2 separate regions of the Homo sapiens genome follow, and region 1 is linked to region 2. A link is a loop called in an ENCODE intact Hi-C map of the cell type or tissue named here. Cell type or tissue: transverse colon. All regions are shown on one strand. Each heading gives the region's core, and the rest is flanking DNA. Links, peaks and the distances in the headings are about the cores only. Region 1 has its middle 60 kb from the start of LINC02793. Region 2 overlaps LOC105376876 (a long non-coding RNA gene).

Evidence for each region. Peaks named below come from ENCODE experiments on the same cell type or tissue, not always from the same donor. Only the 100,000 strongest peaks of a DNase experiment are listed, where the experiment ranks them.
Region 1: a loop joins it to region 2, with 2.5 times the contacts of the local background. A loop is called at or near these places in 17 of 110 quality-filtered maps.

The regions. Positions count from the first base shown.
Region 1 is chr1:25,100,003-25,102,908 of GRCh38, reverse strand. No RefSeq gene overlaps it. Among named protein-coding and RNA genes, the nearest start is that of LINC02793, 60 kb to the right of the region's middle. In transverse colon, for the core only: a CTCF peak has its summit at 1,287 (motif pointing right); a DNase peak (open chromatin) is centred at 1,288.
Region 2 is chr1:24,861,099-24,864,004 of GRCh38, reverse strand. LOC105376876 (a long non-coding RNA gene) reads right to left here. Exons shown (of 3, transcript XR_947082.3): 2 at 480-817. Among named protein-coding and RNA genes, the nearest start is that of MIR6731, 57 kb to the left of the region's middle. In transverse colon, for the core only: no CTCF peak of the experiment used is centred there; a DNase peak (open chromatin) is centred at 1,375.

The sequences.
Region 1 (2,906 bases), core at 255-2,754, 240 kb before region 2:
CTTCAACTCACGTCTTTCACCCCTGACTCCCTTTCTAGGACTCTCCTCGTGTCTCCCTTTCAAGCCCCTAATTTACTCATCTAATCAACAACTGTTAGTTGAGTGCCTGCTGAGTGCCCATGCAAGTGCTGGGGGCTAGGACACAGACAAAACCTCTGTGGGGGTGGGAGGGAGGACTTCCTTCAGGTGGTGGAGGAAGGCTTCTCAGCAGAGACGACATTTGAGGAAAAACAGGATGGACTCAGTCATGCGAAGATCTGGGGACAGGAGGTTCCACAAAAGGCCACAGCAAGTGCAAGAGCCCTGAGGTTGGAACGAGGCCATCCGTTATGGCTGGAGCAGAGTGAATGGGGGGCAAGGGTGGGGAGATGACATCAGAGAGATGGGTAGAGGCCAAATGAGGCAGATCTTGGTAAAGAGATGTCGAGAAGATGCCAGAGAGTTTGAACTGGGGCCCTCTAACTCCTTAGCTCCAGGCAGAACTCACCCCCCGTCCCCCACCCCGCGGCAAGTGGGTGAAGCCCTTGGAGAACGCAAGGACTCCAAGCCCAGGGCAGTTTCTTTCCTATCTGATTCTTTTGGGGGACAGAGTCTTGCTCTGTCGCCCAGGCTGAAGTGCAATAGCGTGATCTCAGCTCGCTGCAATCTCCACCTCCCAGGTTCAAGCAATTCTCCTGCCTCAGCCTCCTGAGCAGCTGGAATTACAGGTGTGTGCCACCATGCCTGGCTAATTTTTGTATTTTTAGTAGAGACAGGGTTTCACCATGTTGGCCAGGCTGGTGTCAAACTCCTGACCTCATGATCCACCCACCTCGGCCTCCCATAGTGCTGGGATTACAGGCGTGAGCCACTGTGCCTGTCCTGTCCCACCTGTTAGAGAAGAGGAAGGCAACCTGGTGTGTCAATGAGCCCAGAGCTGGGAGTATGGGGACCCGAGTTCTGGTTTGAGTGGTGTGTGAGACCTTGAACTGATCCCCTCTCCTCACTTGGCCTCAATCCTATCAGCTGTGGAGTGAGAGAATTGGAACAGAGGGCCCTCAGTTCTGCGGATGACACAGGAAGGAGAGGGGAGGAGGATAAAACAAAGCTCAAAGAGACTAAATGATACTCACGTGCATGGTGTCTGGCGGGGCTTGCAGCCGACTGCATCCAAAGCCACCCCAGGAGGTCATCATGATGAGGAAGTTTGGGTCTGTTTACTACGAGGTCAATGGCTGGCATCGTTCTCTGCTCAATTTTCACAGTTCCTTAGGGCTGAGAATGGACAGTCCTTTGCAGTACCAGCCAACGGACAGCAGAGGGCGCCAACTCAATGGTCAGGGATCCTGGAAGGAGGAAGTAGTTGGTCTGGAGTTTGCACAGGATGGTTGGTGGCTACCAAAGATTTCCCTTTCATAATAACCGGTGACAGCTGGTGTGTATCCATGTAGATTCATTGAACGAAGATTGACTATGGCTACTCTGCTGAGCATTGTTCTAGGTTTCAGGGAAACAGGGAATAATATAGGTCAGCAATGGCAAATGGCTTTTATATTTTTAAAAAATCAATTAATTAATTTTAATAACTTTTATCTTGAAGGTTTGCTTGCATTGGAGAACTATGCTTGGAAATTAGCGTTAAGAAAATTCTGAGGCTGCTTCCTGGCTCAGGGAGATAGGATAATGTGATTGATTAATCATGTCTGTCAGGGGGAGGTTGAGGAGGGGGCAGTGTGAGTGTCACTTCTCTAATGCAACCTTATTATGGGACAAGTGGGTAAATAAAGATGCAGAGATAGCAAGTTTATTTATATAGGGTCATGCTACTGGTAAGTGTTGGAGTTAGGACAATTGTGCAGTTTTCTAGTCATGTCTTTGGGCCTGAAGGAATGCATCTCCAGGCCTGCAGGGACTCTCTGGACAATGGTGCCATCACCAATGACCATTTTGGTAACCAGAATGCTTCCTGGTGGGGGAGGGCCTTTGATGTGGAGCCAACTGGGGTGGTGCTATGGTTTTGGGTGCTATGAAGGCCAAGCTGGTGGCCAGTGGGGGCAGGCTAGGCCATTCCAGAACCCAGAACCCATAGTTGGGACCAAACAGCTCAAAGCCAAGCAGTGGCAGAATTCAGGCTTGTCCCAGGCCACTGGACTGGGGAGTCCACGTTCGTTTTATGACCTCCACCCCACTTTGTGAGTTCCCACTGGCTTTGGATGGAGAAAGATGCGCTATGCCAGGCCCTGTGTGGGGACAGGGAGGTGCCTGAGCTAGAGTTCCTGTGTAAGGCATTTCCTGCCTATTGATGGGGACAGGTGTGGGGACAGCTTAACCCACACAAGGCAGAAGGGAGAGCTCCGCAGGACACCAGCAGAAAGGGGGAGATGGGAGGGGCAGTTACTTCTCTCTGGGGATGCCTGGGGAGGTGTCATGAAGGAAGTGCCTAAATATTTTTCTCTCATTACAAAAATAACTGTGTTTACTGCAGACAACTTTTTTTCAGAAAAAAAAATAAAATGATAAAAAGCCTCGAATCGATGTCATTACACAGAGACAGTGACTGATAGTATCTTTTTTTTCTTTTTTTGAGACATTGTCTTGCTCTGTCGCCCAGGCTGGAGTGCAGTGGTGTGACCTCAGCTCACTGCCACCTCCACCTCCCTGGTTAAAGCGATTCTCCTGCCTCAGCCTCCAGAGTAGCTGGGACTACAGGCGTGTGCCACCACACCCAGCTAATTTTTATATTTTTAGTAGAGACAGGGTTTCACCATGTTGACCAGGCTGGTCTTTAATTCCTGATCTCAGGTGATCCATCTGCCTCAGTTTCCCAAAGTACTGGGATTACAGGTGTGAGTCACTGTGCCCCACCAGTATCTTAATCATTTATTTACACATAACCACAATGATATCAGGTTGCATATATTTTTGAA
Region 2 (2,906 bases), core at 101-2,600:
TCTCTACTAAAAATACAAAACAATTAGCTGGGCGGGGTGGTGTGTGCCTCTAATCCCAGCTACTCAGGAAGCTGAGGCAAGAGAATCGCTTGAATTGAAGAGGCAGAGGTTGCAGTGAGCTGAGATTGCGCCACTGCACTCCAGCCTGGGTGACAGAGCGGGACTCTGCCTTGAAAAAAATAAATAAAATAACAACAATGACAACAACAATCCCAGCTGTCCCAAGAAGAGCCCTGTGTGGAGAACCTTCATGGCCGAGGCCAGGGGCAGCAGGGAGACACTGCCACTGGCAGGAGCTGAGCTCCACTCCTGTGGGCTCCCCAGCATCATGGTCACCCTCAGGGAGCACCTGGGCCTCACTGTCTTGTACCCCACCATCCCCTCACATGGGGCCTAGAAGTTAGGCCTGGTACAAGTGTGGTCTCACACATACACACTCACATGCACACGCACACGCACTCATTTACACACACACACACCTCTTTAATGTCTTCTCCTCTGGAGGAATCTTGGCCAACCTCTTTAATGTCTTTTCCTCTGGAGGAATCTTGGCCAACCTCTTTAATGTCTTTTCCTCTGGAGACATCTTGGCCAACCTCCGAAAGGTGGACTGTGACTCCTGTGTTTTCCACAATTGCCAGCCCCTGCCCCTTGGGTGGCAGCAGGAGGCAGTTTCTGGCACACGGGGTGACACTGGGCGCCTGGGTCCGGCCGCGCGCCAAGCTCCTAGTGCAGGGCCTGGTTCAGCGCCTCCAGGAATGGAAGGTTTTCTTTTCAGCATCACTGTGCTCATCCTAGGTAGGGACCTTGGGAGGGCCTGTGGGAAGGGTGGAGAGAAGAAAAGATGGACAGAAGATGCAGGAGGAGGGTGGCCAGGGAGGGAGAGCCCAGGGAACAGTGTCCAGGTCAGCCAGCTCATCAGACACCCAGGCCCACCTCGAGGGACTGGAAGTGGGTCCACTGTAGGGTGAGGCAGGAGCTGGTGGGCAGCCTGTGCCCCTGGCATGGGGCCTGAAGTCACTACAGGTCACCGATACTGGCAGTCAGGAAGGAAAACTGGATGTGGACCCCCTGGGCCCCACGAGGATGGGGTAAGCACACCTACCACTGAGCCTGGGAAAGGGAAATGCGGGTTTGGGAGCCAGGAGGAGACAGAGTTGGCCCAGAAAGATGTCTGGTGTCCACTCAGTCATGCAGGGAAGCTTTGCCCACAGCTGTCAGCCCTCAGCACACCACTGACTACTCCAGGGCTCAATTTCTCGCAGTCTCTGAGACACTGGGGGGTCCCATCTCCCATAGATTTAAGGCTCATTCGAATGCTACTGACTGTCCCTACCCACACGGCCCCTCCCCGCGGCTGCCTCTCCTCCCAGCGCCTCTCCCTCAAGACACTGCCATCAGCAGCTCAGAAGCGGCCAAGAATTTCCACTAATTGCCTCTCCCTGCAAAACAAACAAACCAAAAGGAGTCACAGTTTAAGTGTCTTTTGGTCTGCTGCCTGATCTTCTTTAAGCCCAGCCTGATTTCTTCTAGGTCCAGGTGTACAAAAACGTCACCTTTTCTGACAGTGGAGAAACAGCCACCGAGTTTTCATGCAGGCCACAGGGAGGAGCTTGTTCTGGAGAATAATACAGCAAAGAAGACTGGCGAGTGCAGCCTTGAAACGATTCAAGGCCGTAGCTCGCCCCTCCTAAGCACCTCTCCAAACTGCGGTGCCTCTGTGGGGAGTGTGGCAAAGCTAACAGCAGCTTCTGCCAGAAGGGAGTGCCCGTCTGAGAGCCTGCGGCCACCGTCTAGGACAGGGATGCGGTAAACTCTCTGTTGTCTGAAGGAGGGGCCTGTGGGGAGAGTGACGGGCCTGGTAGCCCCAGAATCTGCCCCCGGTCCACTCCCACCTTCTCCTTTAAGGAATGTGAGCTGCAGGCTTCAAGAGCCCCAGATGTTGGCCACCAGCTTTGAAGCTGCCACCAGCCTTCCCAGGACCAAACTGATGGCCGCGGCCAGGGTAGGAGGAGCCAGCAGCATCCCCCCACCATTTTCTGGAGGAGTCCAGGACAAGTCATATTCTCTAGCCTATGCAAGGTCGCTTGTCTGGCCGGGGTAGCCAGGATGGCCGGGTGCCCATGTGGGTCATGCCAACCTCACGTCCTTCCCCGCCGACCATACTCTGCGTATGGGAGGGGGAGCGATACCACAGAAGTTCTGGCACCTTCCTGATCTCCTTTTGCACTTCCAGGTGTCATGATTTCTGCTCTTGGGGACCTAAAGGTCAGCAGTGTCACCTACAGTGTCCCAGAGAGGGCTGGGTTTCCGTGTGCCTGAATTTCCACGTGCTCTGGACGCCCAGTGGTTCTGAACAGGGTATGGGGCATATCTGGCTGCTGAGATCCCACCGCAGACCTAACAAACAGAATCCTCAATGCCCTGGGCCCGAACAGGACTCCGGGACGCCCCCTAACAATAGCCATGTGAGACACCCTTCTTCTGACACAGCCCCAAGAGCCAACAGACCCAGGATGAAGCCTTATGATGTGTACAGCCTTAAGCAAATGACTGAACCTCTCAGAGCCTGTGCGCTCGTCCCTAAAGTAAAGATAACACTGGCACCTACTCGGTCACGAAGAAAACATGAGCTAACTCAACCCAGGGCTTCACACAGACTAAATGCCTAATAAATGGCAGCTCTTATCATGCTGTTGCTGTGGGGACAGAGAGAGTCCGCTGTGAACGACCACCTTGCCTGCTTTCAGGCTGGAGTCTGTCTGCTCCGCCTTGCTAGCCAAGTCACCCCTGCCGGTCAGGGTTGCCACATATGGGTGTATAGCTTGTGCACTGCACAAAGTGCTAGCACCGGAATTGGGGCCAAAATCCAACGTGACTCCACCGCTGAGCCATGTATGTTGGCA